2 separate regions of the Homo sapiens genome follow, and region 1 is linked to region 2. The links are chromatin loops, found by intact Hi-C in ENCODE. Cell type or tissue: ovary. All regions are shown on one strand. Each heading gives the region's core, and the rest is flanking DNA. Links, peaks and the distances in the headings are about the cores only. Region 1 overlaps GRB10 (growth factor receptor bound protein 10). Region 2 overlaps GRB10 (growth factor receptor bound protein 10).

The links. A loop is a pair of places that touch in the nucleus more often than their neighbours do. Peaks named below come from ENCODE experiments on the same cell type or tissue, not always from the same donor. Only the 100,000 strongest peaks of a DNase experiment are listed, where the experiment ranks them.
Region 1: it touches region 2 in a loop (2.1-fold over the local background); 2 of 110 quality-filtered maps call a loop at or near these places.

The regions. Positions count from the first base shown.
Region 1 is chr7:50,590,901-50,599,234 of GRCh38, forward strand. GRB10 (growth factor receptor bound protein 10) reads right to left here. Exons shown (of 19, transcript NM_001350814.2): 18 at 4,537-4,630; 19 at 1-2,198. The coding sequence ends at 2,052. Among named protein-coding and RNA genes, the nearest start is that of DDC, 30 kb to the left of the region's middle. In ovary, for the core only: a CTCF peak has its summit at 4,765; no DNase peak of the experiment used is centred there.
Region 2 is chr7:50,653,156-50,661,489 of GRCh38, forward strand. The region is part of intron 7 of GRB10 (growth factor receptor bound protein 10); the gene reads right to left. Among named protein-coding and RNA genes, the nearest start is that of DDC, 92 kb to the left of the region's middle. RefSeq lists enhancers at 1-362, 6,265-6,434. In ovary, for the core only: a CTCF peak has its summit at 4,564; DNase peaks (open chromatin) are centred at 206, 906, 4,336, 7,120 and 1 weaker place; H3K27ac peaks cover 1,009 bases.

The DNA.
Region 1 (8,334 bases), core at 238-8,237, 62 kb before region 2:
TGAAATACTGCAAATACAAGCTGTCTATTGGAGAGAGGCGTGTGAGAGAGAGATTATACACTGATGGGACTGGTCTACGTACACAGAAAAAAGAAATCCTAGAGTTGTTTTTCCTTGAAAAGGGTTTACCTCGAGCCAGTGAAGAGGAAGGAATCGTGGTGTAACTGCAATGTCCGTCCCTACAGTGAAGCCTGCCACCAGGTGTGAACGTGAGAATTATCTTACTGTCAATAGTTTGAAAGACTGACTGGCTGCGAAAGGAAGAAAATGCAATTGAGCACTGATGGTTAAAAACATGTTTTGCTAGAAAATTCTTCATTTGTATACCTTTCATGGAAAACAACTAGAGTGTGGTCTGTAGACTGACATACAGTGTTACTATACGGTAGACTGACTTCCAGCTGACTGGCCTTACTGAAGCTTGTGACACTGCTCTAGGCTACGGGGGTTGACTGAGGAGCAGAGAAATGCTGTTCCTTAGGGAACACTTCAGTGGGGCGGATTTGGGGCAATATCATGGCCAGCACACATTAATAGAAGCCAGGCAGGTGTTGTCTTGAAAAAGGAAATCATTCTGCTCACCACAGTAGTTTGTCGCCTGTCAAAGGAGTCCTTTCTGCTTTACAGGGATCAAAGGTAAGGAAATGGCCACTCTCACACCTGATCACTAAGCTAAGGGGACGTGGCAAAGGGGGCCACCCGAGGGGCGGAGGGGACCAAGTGACAACTCAAGCCACCATCTGACTCATCTCCCGGAGCGGGGACAAAGTGTTGTGTTGACAAAACTCTTCCATGTCCACAACCACTGTGAGGTACTTCTGACCCTAAGCCAGCAGAGGAGGAGCCTCTAGCTGCTCTGTGTTCACTGGCTTATGGGGGTTTTCAGCAGGACGGAGGGCTGCAAGCAAAGATCTTTAAATATCAGCCTGTGCCTGTGGCCCCTGCAGCGTTTCCTTGTCTTTATCACTATGGAAACCCATGAGACACAGCACGAAGACAACCAGGTGCCATTTTCTCTTTAGATCCTTTAATCCCCCGAGGGACATCAGCCGTGAAACGACTCACACCACTGCAGCAGCAGGGGTAAGGCAGTGATCGTTCTAGAACAGGCTGAAGGCTGTGGAAACGCAAGGCTGAAGTACCCAGGTGGATTATGCAGCATCCACCGCTGGCCGATGACGGGTGCCAGGTGTGTCTCAAGGAGGCTGGCCCACGTCAATCTAGAGGCGAGGCCATTCAGCCTGCTGTTTGTGGAACAGTGAATTTTCCAAAGGAATAAAGTCTCCTGCACTGTGCAGAACAAGACACACTAATAACAAGAGGATCTGACATCTGAGCATAGAGAAATGATTAACAGACTGTGGTTGCTTGACTGAGTCCACAAAATATGCCAAATGCCTACCACAGTGACACCTTTTATTTTAACAAGAAAGCTTTTCAAGTATACTGGGAAGGGCTGGGTTTGTCATTTGGGAGCTGAATCCACACCGTGGTAGTCGGCAGAGGGTGTGGAGGACCCTCTGGGAACATTTGGGGACCCATATTCAGTTTGAAATCTGCCCATTCAAAACTCTTTCTGTATTATATGAGTTGAAACGCCACATCCCCCTCCTACAATAGGCTGAATACAATATTGAAAACAAAGAAGGAGTGCAAAAAAGTGATCAATACAAAAAAAGTAAACATATCAGTTTTAATTGTCAAGATTATTCCAGGGCAAGAGTTCATTTCCAATCACTTCTCTCCGGTTCTTGTTCCTAAGCGGCCCAAGCCAAGATGATCATTCCAGTTTATTTTCAACTTTCCGCTGGATCTTCCATGCCCTCCCCAATTTGGCCGATGCAGAGGGAGGCGACCCTGCTGGGTTCACAGCAGCAAATCGTCGTTTAAGTCCAACAAACTAGTCAATCTTGGTCGGCTGGCACCGAACAAACCCATCTCGCTCTGGGTCCCCAGGTGCAGAATCGATGTGTGTTCTTCACCAACGCACAGACCGCTTCTTCACTCCAGTGTTCACTTCCTCCAGTCTTCAGCCGAGAGGACATCTGCGGTCATAAGGCCACTCGGATGCAGTGGTGCTTGAGTTTGCAAGGCAGGACTCCTTTGTTCAGCTGGTAAAAGTCAACCAGCTGGATCAGGTCAGAGAATTTGGTGTTCCCGTCATCTAGGCTGAAGAACGTCTGCCCGTCGTCCTCGCACTGGAGAGACACAAGAACACTTGCCAGGTTAGAGGCTGCCACCTCAGGGAACAGAACGGGGCCCACGGCCAGCAGCAGCTACATCTGCCCATGATTTGATTCCAGAGGGACACACAGGGCAAGGTAGGCTAGAAAACACCAGGGGCGGGAAAGACGGGAGCAGAGGATGTGTGCTGGGGGCTGCCATGTCCCTGAGCGAGGGACAGACTTTGGGTGGGCTGCGGAGGCTGCTGAGGACAGCTAGCTCCCCTGCTCCCTAAGGTGGTCAAGGGGAAGGGCTCGAAGTTGCCCCCAGTTCACCCAGCTCATGAGAATTACATTTACCAGTTAACTTGTAAGTACCCACTGCACACAGCATGCCCCGAGAAGACTGCACAAACCTGGGTCCTCACTATACGACCTCAGCCAACTCCTGAGGCCCCAGGGGTTTACTCTGCTCCATGATGAAGCAACTGTTGGGTGGCTATGAGGGATTAATAAGCTCACGCAGGTAAATTCCGTTCCTAGGTCCCTGAATATGGGGCAGTTATTTTTATTAAAGCAGGGGAATGCCACAGTATCTCCCAGAGAGAATCATATTCCTAACACCTATTTTAACTCAGTGAGTTTTCAGTTGGATGACTGTAGTACAGTGCAAAACACTGCTGAAAGGAGGTCGTGTTGTTCACAGGGAATAGGTCAGCCTTAAGGCTTGGCTAATTAATGAGCTTGGAACCACTTCGTAACTCTAAAACCATTGCTAGAGCTAACAGCACATCCCACAGCCAGTTTTCACACACAGAGGCTGCACACCTAATGCCCTAAGTCCCAAGTTGCTGTTCTTTTGTTACTTGTAGGATTTGGGCATTACACACTCTGCCTACCACGAAAGCCCCCTTTCTTTCTTTTTTTTTTTTAATTTACTCATCCAGCCTAAAATGTCAATCACTTTTCATTTTATATTTTGAGCTAAAAGAATTATAACTGTGTGAATAATATAATGCAGTAGAAGAACAAAAAGGATTGTCTATGCAGCACTTTCCCTAGGACAGTAATTCCTGTATTTGCATATAAGGTTGGCTGGAAGCTGGGAAGGCTGGGCTCAACCCCAGATTCTGTTCCTCACCCCAGTGCGGTGCAGGAAAAGCCACTGACAGCCATGAGCCTCATTTTCCTCACGAGTAAGGTGGGGATGTCAGCACACAGCAGGAAGCAAGCAGCCACAGAAAAGACAGTGCGTGGCACACTGCCTTCCCCTGGCTCACAAAAGCTAAGCAAGACACCCTCCTCATCCTGTATGGTCCATGGCTGCCAGTCACTACACGATTCTTGAGATCATAACAAAGTCCTGGGGGTCAGATAAGCCTGAAGAACTCCAGGTTCAACTGTGTAAAACAGGTGAGTTTAGTTAATTTAAGCCTTCTCAGAGCTTTTTCTTTGCTGACATGCAGATTGAATCTCTGAGAGGAAACTGTCCAGCCAGCCTCTTTTGGTAGAGTTTGGGTTCCACAGGATGCATTTCACAAACATTATCATTACCTGCAGAATTTATCAATTCAGCATGTAAACAGCTGCTATTAATTTTGTGTATTGTATTCTCAACTAAACTGAATTCTTGTAGGCGCTGATCTAGCACTCTAATCATGAACTAGAATTGAACTGTGGCATACTGAAGTGAGAGGTAAACATCAGGCGAATCAAACATAAAGTGCTTTGTCAAAAAAAGTAGTGTTGATTAATGTATTCTGTAATGAAGTTTTTGGAATTGTTCAAAGGGAGAATGGTCTTTAGATCCAAGGACCATGTGGAAGGAGAAACAAAATTACTCTTTGGGAGGCCACTTAACGCTTCTTGGATAGCCCTGGTGTACACCAGGACAAATTACAAGACTCCTCAGACTCCAGCAGCCAACAGGCAATCCTGCTGCACAACTCCTGCCTTCCAGACCCACGTGCTCACAGCTGCTGCGACCTCAGCTAATTCTCCTCCACCTCCCCTTCCTGTGACCTTGATCCTTCCCATCAGTACCCTTTCAGCTGTGGGCCCTCAGCTAATTCTCCTCCACCTCCCCTTCCTGCGACCTTGATCCTCCCCATCAGTACCCTTTCTGCTGCAACCAAGAGCTCACAGGCTCAAGGGGGGCCTCAACACCCTATCACCACTTTCAGGATTATTTCCAGGGAAATGTTTTTCTAATTTCAAAAGACAAACCTGTAAAGAAATTCTTGAAAGTTTCTTAACTGCAGCCTTGAAACTGTCTGATACTTACCGGTCTTGTCGGTTTATAACTTGAAAATTGCATTAAGAATGAAACCAGAAAACAAACCACAAGGACTGGTCTGAGAACATCAATACTTACAGGTAAGATCTGGAAATTTTTAATTTTCTGGTGATGACACAGTGTGAGTACAAATGCCTTTGGATTACTCTGGCTGTCACGGAGGAGAAAAAGCCTGGGGAAGGGAAAATAGTTGATTGCTAAAATATTTTAAAATCTGGAACTAATCACACACACACACTCTCTTACACACACACACACACACACACACACACACACACAGGCTTGGAGCCACAATGCTTCAGTGCAGTGCTTTGGCATTTAAGTGGCCTCTAGGGGCAACAGCACACCAGGCAAGCACCAAGACGGTAATTCTGAATTGTCATTCTCCATTGGAAAAAAGCTGGGCTCCTTGGGGATATGCCTGACTACAGGGTTAGGGCAGGGAAACTATAGGATGAAAAGGATTATTTTGTGCCTGCATATCAAGAAGTGCTCAAAGAATAATGAGGACATGTCAAAAAGACACAGGAGGCAGGATGACTAAATCTGGGCATCAAAATGAATTTTAAAAGTAATGAATCATAACCCATGAAATCGGAATCCGTGTCTGTAGTATTATTTAAAAATAAATAAGCAAATAAATTAATACGGGAGAAGATGAAAATCTTTCTTGGAGGAGAATGTCAGCCAATAAATAAAGGCAAGATGTATTCAAAAACTACCCTTTGGCAATTACTGTAGTAACTAACAATTAACGAAGGAGGGGGGATCTTCAACAAATGCTGAAACCAGCAGATGAAAGGTGGATGAGAAAAAAGAGTATTTTCATGGCATCAAAGTATTGTACTGTTAATACTTATTTACTACAAAGGGGAAAATAATAGCTTTACAGTGGAGAAATCCGGCCGACAGCATCTTCTTCATCAAGTGTCTAAATTACCACCACTAGCAATGAGACAAATTGACCTTGAGGGCTTCCGGAGACGATGTACTGAAGATGACACAACATCACTTTTCGGGGGTGCTCCCGCCAAAAATGCATAGCCTGAATCTCACCATGAGTGAGGAGCCTAGGCTGAGCCCAGGCACACTCTACAAGAATTGGCTTCTACTCGAAACGCAGGTCAAGATTATGAATACATGCTGGGAGAGAAGATTTAGGATGAAGATGTTCTTTTGCTATAAAGGAGGCAATTAGGAAGAAGGGTATAGATTAGACAATGAACTGCGTCGTCAATGTTAACTTCCTGGTTTTTATAAGGTACTGTGGTTATAGAAGTTCTTGTTCTTAGAAATTTTACACTGTAATAATTCAGACTAAAGGGACATCATGCCACAACTTACTCCTAAACGGTTCAGAAGAAAAAACAGTAACTAAGAACAAAGGCAAATGTGCCATAATCTTAATAAGGGTATCTGGGCGAAGTGTGTATAGTTCATCCTATTACTATTACAACCTTTCTACAACCTTAAAATTTTTTTTTAATCCTAAATTAGAATAGCACAAAAAAGGCATAAAATCATTGCTCTTACATGAGAAAATCTGGAGTTAGCTGAAAAGATAGTTATACATCAGAAAGCGAAGAAAGATCCAATGAAAGCTACAAAGAAGAAATGGCCTGAAAAGGAACTCACTTTAAATGTATCCAAAACCAAACTACAATCATCAGCAAAATCACCAGGTCTAGATTGTAATGTGAAGATGGAAAGCAGTTAAATAAGACTGGAAAATCCCATGCTGAAAAGGTAAAAGAAATATATTTTACTACAGGACTTCTCAGAGCCTTAAATATGTGAATATTCATGGTAACTGCCTAGCAGTTTTCCAATCTTACCTATGTAGAAACCTCCCCCACCCTTTCTAAAATAGCACTTTGCAGGCCTTGTGTGCTTCAGGATATACTTTGGGAAACACCGATCAGAATGGGATTCCATGGTTTGGCTTGGTCAGGCCAGATGGGACGGCGTGAGGAAGCTCAGACCCCACTGGGGAACACGCGGCACCGCCAGAGAGAAGACAAGGAGATCCAGTTCTTCTCCCAAGCGCTGGTGCATGCTGGGCAGCTGTGCCCACCTCAAAGACTTGTCAGAGTCATGTCATTCCAAATAAAACATCGTTACTCTGACACCCAGAAGTTTGCCGAGCTTCAGCTCTAACTAGAGGAAAATGTGGGGCGTCCCTTTCTCTGCCGTTAACTATCTGCTGTCTCCTTCTGCAGATGGGAAGCTACAGACGAGTGAATGGCAGCATGGCCCAGGCCTGTTTACCCGAGAGGGACGTGTACCCCTGAGAGGGGCAGGCTCACCCTGGGAAGTCCCAAGGCTGCTGGAAGGCTTGAGCTTTATAGGGAATGCCTGAAGGTTGTCTATCTGAGATGACTGCTATGCGGGGAGAATGGCATGGCTTAGGCATCAGCAGGAATCCTGGATAGGTCACTTATTAGCTTCATCATCTTGGGCAACTTCTCTTCTCAGCCTCAATTTCTTCATCTGCAGAAGGGGAACAACACCTCTTTTTTTTTGAGATGGAGTTTTGCTCTTGTCACCCAGGCTGGAGTGCAATGGTGCAATCTCAGATCACTGCAACCTCCGCCTCCTAGGTTCAAGCGATTCTCCCCTCTAAGCCTCCCAAGTAGCTGGGACTACAGGTGCCCGCCACCACACCCAGCTAATTCTTACATTTTTAGTAGAGATGGGGTTTCATGGTATTAGCCAGGCTGGTCTCAAATTCCTGACCTCAGGTGACCCGCCCACCTCGGCCTCCCAAAGTGCTGGGATTACAGGCATGAGCTACTGCACCCAGCCAGAATAACTCTTCTCTTACAGGACCATTGAGAAGACCATGGCTGATGTATATACAGCTTTGTGCATGATCACACGCAATACAAGGTAGCTTGAAATAACAATCACTGCAATCAGCCAACTGCCACAATCCAGTGATTTCTAAGGGGATTGCAGTTATAGGAAAGATGCCCAGGGAGAAGCTAAGCATGTTAAGTGACTACTAACCAGGCTCAGAAGTTGTAAACACGGCCCAGGATGGACAGTGGCAAGAACCAGGTAAGTTCTTAAGAATCGATGCTAGGGATGGTGCACTCACCAGTCCATCATAAATGAACGAAGAGCCCCTTGTGACAGGACCCGACAGTGATCAGAGTACAATCTAGACCACGTTTACAAGCAAGACACCGTGCAAAGTGTTTCATGCATGTATTAACTCATTCATCTTCATGGTGATACTGTTATCTTCATTTCACAATGATAAGGGAAGTGACACACAGAGAAGCTAAGCAACTTCCCCAAGGTCACACAGCCAGTCATGGAGGAGTTCCTGGTTCAGCAGGAAAAGCAGACGAAAAGTGAAAGTATCCCTCTTACAAGGGTGCTATGTGAGTCCTGGGGATAACACCTCTCTTTCTGCGGTTGGGAGAAGGGAAAGCTTCAAAGAATTCAAATTTTGCCGAAGAGGTTTCCTTCCAACATGTGGAGGGGCATGAAGTGCAGACAGAGGGACTGCACAGGCAGATGACACAGGGATCGATGCCTGGCACAGCAGGAAGGCCAGTGGGGCTGGACCATGAGTGTGGGCATGGCAGGGGGGGCATCCACATGCCCTGGGGGGATAAGCATGGTGTTGGGGGTGGGGTGGGATTGTTTGGCAGAGAGGACTACAGACCTAGATTTCCCCTTAAAAAGATCCTTCTCCTGCAGTTCTGGGACGGGCATGGGTGGCAAGACAGGAAGGAAGCAGGCGGCAAATTCAGTGCAGGGCTGGTAAAGCACGAGTATGTGCGCGCACACGCTCAGCTGCATGGGTGGGGACGGGGATGGGAGGGGAGCTGCCTGGATCCTGGGATTTCAGGAATACTTGACGGG
Region 2 (8,334 bases), core at 189-8,188:
TCTTCCTGGGCACGGGCAGCAGGCAGGCACCGTCTTCCTAGGCACTGTCAGCCCTAGGCCGTGGGCCCCAGTGCATGCTCCGAGGGAGGACTGTGTGGTGGGGCAGCAGGAGGTAGCCACAGCAGGAAGAGTCTGTGCTGTGCTGCAGCACCGCCCATGAAGCCGGGAACAGCCACAGCATACATAAGGGCTTGCACAAGAGGAGTACAACTAATCTCCCACAGCCTCCAGACGCTATTGCACTAAAAGCTGTTTGTCTCGGCCAGCCCCACCCGCTGCAACTGGGACAGCCAAGAGAGTGGGGGACTCAGGAAGAGATTTCAGGTCTGACATTTTCATCTCATAGGAAACAGCACACAACAAGTGCAGGTGTGTGTACACACGTGCAGCTTAGGCTCTGCACAACTGCCCTGCATGTGTTCCAAGCCACAACCCTCCCCAGGCAGGAAGAGCCCTCCCAGCCCTCTGAGTTCTCCCACACTCCTCCCCTTGGAAATTGCCAGAGACCACTTCAGCCGCTGGCCTCCCCGGGCTGGTGAAACGATGCATCGGGAAGAGACTTAAGTTTTCCTTCCACACGCTTCACCACTGTTCACAGGGTCCATGACTAGCCACCCCTGCCATCCCCCAGGTGGCTACATGAAGAAGCTACCCAAGTAAAGTTGGTAGATCAAAAAGGGACCTCTGAAGTACAGGCTGGAAGGGGCTCACAATGATAACAAGATCTTCCTCTTGAACTGTAAGTGATTACAGACACTAATATAAATCCAGCTAGAAGTGTAACCATGCGGCTGTCACTGTGCTTGAGACCATGAGGTCTTTATTCCCTTGTGTTCCGTCTTCTCGGGAACCTTTCACAGTATGCTGAGGCTCAAGGGCTGAAGGCTCAGGAATCCCCCGCCCTCGGATGACGTTTATACACAAGGAAGCTGAGCATGGAAGAGACAACCCCCTTTGCACAGTGTGTTCTGCCAACAGAATTATGAGTATTCCATGGCTTTTGGAAAGAAGGAAGGAAGCAGCAGCATGTCCCCAGCTTCTCCTGAAGTGTGGGGAATGCCTGGGGATGCCTAGGGCACCACGGGGTCCCAGGGAGGTGGCTCTGCGAGTGTTTCCCATGGCCAACAGCACCAGCTCAGAGCGTGCCTTGATCCCGAGTTGTGAAAAACCAGAGACAGATCAGTTGATGGCAATAAATATTCTCCTGCCTTCAGGTGGCCGCTGCCAAGCCTCACAGAGTCCCAGGCAAGGGCACCTCTGCAGAGCTTGCCCTGGTCTGGCCTTAACAGACGAGGTTCTGGTCAACAGGGAGAATTACTGTGGGATGACCTGGTCAGTTCTGTTTTCTGTGAGGTTTCTCCTCTAGAAAGAGCTCACTGCAGCATCAGTGCATGTTAAGAGGCACATTTTTGATTCTAAGCAGGGGTTTTTCTTTGTTTAGCATTTTATTTTGAAATAATTTTATTTTGAAATAATTTGTTTAGCATTTTTACAAAAAATGTGCAAAAAGCAATACAAAAACTCTCTGTATATATTCTTCACCTTAGTACTCCAAATATTAACATTTCACCCCATTCGCTTTATCAAATTCCCATTCTCTTTCCCTACCTACCTAGGAGAGTGGGTTGCAGACATCTCGCCCCTTTCCTGCTAGATGGCTTTGTGTATATTTCCTACAAACAAGAACACTCGCATAACTACAGTACAATGATCAAAATCAGGAAATTAACACTGATATACTACCATTAGCTAATTTACAGACCTCATCCAAATTTAGCCAAGTGTCTGACTCCTGTCCTTTTAGAAAAGGGAAAAAAAACAAAAACAATGTTGTTCTTGGTTCATGATTCAGTCCAGGACCCAAGCTGCGTTTGACTGCCTTGGCTCTTTAGTTCCTCAGATTTGGGTTTTGTTTTTGGCTTTTGTTTCTGTGGGGGTCTTCTATGACCTCAAAACCCGAGGTCATTCTCTAGAATGTCTCTTGGTTCTGGTTCAGCTGACGTCCCTTTGAGATTAGCTGTAGAGATGCTGTGTCCCCCTGGGTGCCACAGCTCAGGAGCCACACAATGCTGCCCTGACCCTTTTTTGGTGACATCAGTGTGGCTCACCTGGGAAGAGTGTCTGCCAGGTGTTTCCACACACGTAAGTTATTATTTTCCCCTGGCCCTTCATGCTGGCTCCTGTGTCTTTATGCCATGTCCCCTTCATTCTTTAAGCATCTCCCAGGCAGCCCTGGCTCCTTTTATTGGAGAATGGTATCTAGAAATGACCTGAGCGTTAGGTTGAACGTATATTTAAAGACAGAGGAAACACAGAACTGCAAGTTGTCTTACAGACCATGAAAACTATGAGAAATCAATAAATCACATCTTACCAATTTTACTTAGATGCACTCAGCTGTCCAACTTCACTCCACTGCCCTAGTCCAGATAACACGTCAGCATCTCCTGCACCTGCATCCCAACCGGCTATCCCACACCTCCTCCAGCCCAGTCCATCCTTCACACTGCAGCAGGCAAAGCAAAGTACAAAGCTGCTTTCCCCTCTCTGCCAGAGACCTCCTTTGCCCTGGAGACCAATCTCTTCCTGGGACACCTAAGGCCCTGGCTTCCTAGGCGCTGCCTCCTCTATACTATCTCAGCCACCATCCAGGGTGCCTGTGCCTTCCTCAACTGTCCTCATTCCCTCTTTCTGGAACACTGTATGCCTTCCAAGGCACTTAAGGATTCCTCATCTTCGGCCCCACTGATAGCTCTCCCCACATGATGGAATGTCCTGGCAGCATGTTGGAAACTGTCTGTGATAATGTGCCTCTATAAGGTGATTAGCATTGGTTTCTCTCACTGGGTTATGGGCTCCCAGAGGGCAAGGCTGTGTCTGCCCTGCCAGCCTCAGACCCCAGCACCCAGGCAGTACCTGCATGTAGAAACCACCTAAAATCTATCAGTGAATGGGCACAAGAGAGGAACAGAGGACAGTAAGGGCGTTATTTCCTGACTGTGTCCTGGTAGGGGAAGTTGGAACCCTGAGGAGACAGGCGCGGGCTGAGCGCAGAGTGTGAGATGTGCACACATGTGAGGGGTTTAGACAAGCAGACCCAAGGTCCTTGCTTGCTATCGGTCACTCTGATCCTCCGTCCCAGGGCGATCCTGTGGACTTGAGACCATGTCAGGGAGGCAGCGGCAGTGAGCTGTGCTGCACAGCTGAAAAAGACAGGATGTGTAACTACTGGAACAATACATGCTGGAGATCTCTAAGCTCATAAGGTCAGAGACCCGATGTGGTGACTATGCAGTAGCCTATGCAAACGCCACTAGACTCTCTTCTTCCTTCATCCCTGTCACTGCAGGGCCACACAGGCCTGACTTGTCATAAAATTACTATACACCCAGAAATAGCCACGGAAAAGCCAGAGGGCTTGCTAAGGTGTCTGCGGTATTCTGAAGACACAAATCCTGGAGTCCCTGCAAACAGCTGCTGACCACCTGGGACACAGAGTTCCACCCCTGCTGGGGAAGGCAGGCTTCCAAAGCCACCGTGTGCTACCATGCGGTGCCTCTGAGCCACTCTCTCATTAGGGAGAATGCAGAGGTGGAGAAAGGCTCCAGGAATGGGGTCAGGGCTCGGAAGTCCCGAAACTCACTCTATCCCGGATGTGGTAATCAACATAAGCAGGTCTTTGCAGACAGATATAGCAACACACATCCTGAGCTATAAAACATCCTCAACCTTTTAGTAGGAATCTGACTTCTAGGGTCTACCCTGGGGAAAGGATTCAAAATGTGGCAACAGCTGCACTCCAGGCACCCAGTGAAGCATCATTTATAGCACAGACACTGGACGACAATGCAAATTATCTGGTCACTGTGAAGTAGGTAAATATGGCACAAATCGGTACTCATCAATGTAGGTATCAGCTATCATGAGTGTTTTTTAGGAAGACCACACTAAGAAACACAGAAAATACTTATGAGATGTTAAATAACTGAAAACATATCTAAAATTATATCCACCTTTACTAAAACCTGATAAAATGCCGAGGGGCCAGGAACTCGACCAAACTCTGGGCAGATGGAAAGAGCTGACTTTGTTTTTAATACTGTTACAATACTGTTTTTGTGCCAGTTCAATGGTCAGAGTCAAAAGGGCAGTCACACTTAGGCTCCAAGGTTAAATGAAGAAGAAAGCAATGTTGCTTCCCACTTCCTCGAGTGTCTGTGATGTTCCCGCGGCTCCTGGCATGGCAACACTGCTTCTCATTCCCTTCCAGGATTCTGCAGAGAGACCAGGGACTGTGTGAGCGGAAACACTACCCGTGAACAAAAAGAGAGGAATGTGCGCCGGTACATGGTGTTCCCATTTAAATCTTTTCGGGGATTTCCTCATATAAATAAATCTGAAGATGCCAGGGTTCTATAAATAGGGCTAGAAACTACTGCCCTGATTCTAGAGAATCTCTGTTGTAAGATGACAGCGAAGATGCTATTTTAGGGCAAAGTAAAAGATAAACCATGTTAGTCATTAGCATTTGGTTCTCTCAGGGACCAAAAAATAAAAATCACCAGCAGAGGGTATGTACTTGTAAACCTTCCCACACAGGGACTATGTCTGTGCTCTCTTTCCTAGAAATGTCCAGACTTGGCACCAACAGCAGAGGGAGGATGTTTACCAAATTCTCTTGTGAATTTTTTGGATTTTCAAAACACTTTCACTTGGTTTCCTCCACTAATTCTTTTTTTTTTCTTTTTTACATTTTTATTACTCAAACTACTTGTCCTTCAGCCAGTTAAGAGACTGAGGCGAGAGCCTAAGGAAAGAAAAACAGAAAAGACATGGAGGAAAAGAGATGGCCATTGTCCAGGCAGTGGCCTAGATGGCCCATCTCATCTTGGGTCTCAACCAAGACCCAGAGGCCTAACACTTCTCGACTGTAAACTCTAGAACACTTTATCCTAAACTGGGTGGACCTGCCACATGCGCCTATTGCAGGAGAAAAGAAAAGTCCCTCCGTGGCTGCTCACAGGTATAAATAAAGCGCCAATGTCCACGTTCAGTGAGTGTAACAGGCTTCTCCAGTGGGTGAACTGTGGATTCCTACTCAAAACCAAACACAAACCAGCAGGCTGTTTGCTCGCAGTCATTTATGGCAGAAGCTGTCAGGTAGGTAAATTGGGGAAAGTGCATTGTCTAGTGGTTCCCCCTTACCTGATGAAATTTCGAGTCAAAGCAGCAGCAAGAATTAGCAAATCAGTTTGCCAAGGAAAATTACTTCCTGTTGCTAGCAAAATAGGCGGTCTCTGTGAAAGCACTGATGGCCACCGATAACCAATGACTGCACACTGCCCTTGCCTTTGAGTCCACAGGAGCCTCACGTAGATGGCCACAGGTGGGCAAGGCACAGACTTAGATTTTTGGCAAAACTATGGTGATTCTTCCTGTGAAAGACGTATATAATTTAAGTGCTCACATTTCCAATGCTCTTGACAGCTATAGATATCAAGAGGTATTCAATGCTACAGTAAAATATCTGTTTTAGGCCCCTCAAATTCAGAGGTTTATATTTTAAAAGATATTTGTACTCCGGAGAAACACTAGTAGTTGGGATTTCACATAAGATTCCTGCACTGATTTCCTGTGTCATATTTAGCCAAACAAGTGGTCTGCTCCAGGTCACGACTGCCTCGCTGCAATTGCATCACTTGCTCTGATGCAAACACGGGAACATGCAGGTGCCGTCACGTCGGGCCTTCGGGATTATTCTCAGACTGCAGGGGCTGCGGTCCCTAGAGAGCTGTGAGAGACCTCCGCTTTAGCAAAGCTGCCAGAAAAGTCTAAAAAAGTGAGGATGACATTCACCATTTTAAAAATAATCATGGGCAATTTAGCACCCTTTCCCAAAGTGCGTTCTGTGTAAAGTTTACAGGTGCTGTCTCTAAAGCACTTCTGTGATCACAAATGTTTCAGATGCTCTAGCTTAGCTTGAGTGAATAGGTAGGTTTTCTTTTTCTGTAAGATTTTTCAGATCCTCTAAAATCAAACGGGAAATGTAGAATTGCCAAGAAAACGATAGACGATGCCAAATTTCCCAAACTTACTGAACCTGCATGGCTTTTTCCCCCTCAGGACAACTCAGGTAACTGGCATTCTAGAAAATGAGAGGTAAAAAACGTGAAGAGATCTCAGTCACCTCAGCAACGCCAGAGGAAGACTGAAACCCAGAAAGCTAGACCCTACTCAAACCACGGAGAGCTGAGGGAGCCTAGCCAAGCCCCCCTTTGAAAAAAACATGTCCTGGCCACCCTGCTGTTAAAGCCTTGGCTCAAATGCAATGCTCACAGTCACCGAGGACACCCGAACCTGCCAACGCTCAAGGCTGGACGCAGGGCTGCTCCCAGGTCGCTCTGGGTCCTGCACCTATCTCCCATGCTGAGCTAAGCAGCTGTGCAATAGTGTGTGTGCCCACGTCTCTTCTCCGGGTAGCCCAAGTCTTGGAAGGCAGACAGTAGAGCAAACTCATCTCTGTCTAGAGCCTGTCCAGGACAGCCCCTCACCTAGAGGAGCATATTACAGGACCATAAGGTTAGAACATCCATCCTTCAGTGGTGGCCACGCCGGAGGGCATAAATGATGGTGAGCAATGCAATGGGATCTGCTACATGTGTGGGTTTTGCTTGCACGGTTTCAGGGATTCACGCGTCCCCTCATAAGTAATTGAATGACAAGTTGAGAGTTCACTTAGGCGTACTGAAATGCATTTCTGTCGTCTGGGGCACTGCTGTGGCACACTGAGAAGACAGCTAGAAGCTCGGGTCCTGAGTCTAAACCCACTTTTTGTGATGTATTTGTCAATGACCTTGGAAGATGACTTTATCCTCCCTGGGCCTCAGGTTCCTTAAGAGCACATGTCTCGTGGTCACTCCTGATGAAGGCAGTGATCACGTGGCAAAGGGGTGGGGCACAGTAGTGGTGCCGCGTTCATGCAGTAAAGGGGCATGGGGGCACAGCTGCGGTGCCGTGTTCACGTGGGAAGTAGGGGGTGCAGCCATCATGCCGCGTCCACAGGGGAAGTGGCAGGGAGGCGCAACTGCGGTGCCGCATTCAAATGGGAAGTGGGGGTGCAGCCATCATGCCACAACCACAGAAGTGGGGGGTGCAGCCGTGGTGCTGCATTCATGCAGGAAGGGAGGTAGGGCACAGCCATGGAGCCATGTCCATGCAGGAAGTGGGGTGGAGTGGACGTCCTGCCACGTTCACACGGCAAGAGGGGAGGCAGCCGTGGTGCAGATTTGACTGTCCTGAGCTCCAAGACACAGAGACATCAGCAGGGCCCCGCCTCCTCAGACAGAGCAGGAAATGGAAGTTTCCAGAGATGCTGCCACACATCAGCGCTGGAGCTGGGTTCTGCCCCAGCACCTTCCAAGTGCCGTGGGCAGGAGCTCCCCCTCCACACCGTGGCCTCTCGGTGCAGACGGGAAATGGTTACAGGCAGGTGGCTTCCGTTGGGAGACAGGAGCCACGCAGTAGCAGAAGGAAAGGAGTTAGAGATGCAGGTGTGAGGGGGGCCGAGGACAGAGGATTTTAACTTGAAAATGGCGGGATGAGTTGAAGTGCACCTCATGCTGACTCTTGCGTGCGTGAAGCCACAAGGGACCATCCTGTGATGGCGCAGCATCTTATCCATCCCGCCAGGGCCAAGGCCCTGGGGGCTGCAGACCCAACCCACTGCAGCCAGCACCCCTCAGGGTCCCCAGCACTCAGGGTAAACTGCAGTTAGGCTCAGGCCCCAATGTCTTCTGATCTCCAAAGGCACCAGAAAAGGTGACACGGGCAGACTGTGGAGGTGCTAAGAGTAACAGGGCTTGCCAGCGGGTGGAAGGGGCTAAAGGATGGAGGAAGTCCATCCTCAGCAAGGCCCACCAGCAAACTGCTCGGGACAGGCCCAGTTGCAGACACACATTTGCAGGAGAGAGCATTCTCTCCGTGCAATACATTCTGTGAAACAACCTGCACTGGGAGGCCAGGACTAGTTTTTCTCAGCAAAGATGGTCTAACATATTGCATGCAGTTAAAGCCTCAGGAGACCTAATTTTGATCATTAGTAAATAATTGTATGCACAAACCCTTATCCAAAGTGATTACTGTGGTTCCAGAAAATTAATTTTTAAAATTAAGCAGAGGGAGAAGAGCTGATTGGAGCTAAGACAAGATTTATGTCCTATTACTAACAGGGTTAAACTATGTGACTAATTGTGTTTGAATAACAAATGGAAAAATGTGCTCTAAAAACTCATTATGTAGCTGCACGAGAATCTTTATTGGCTGAAGGAAAGTGTG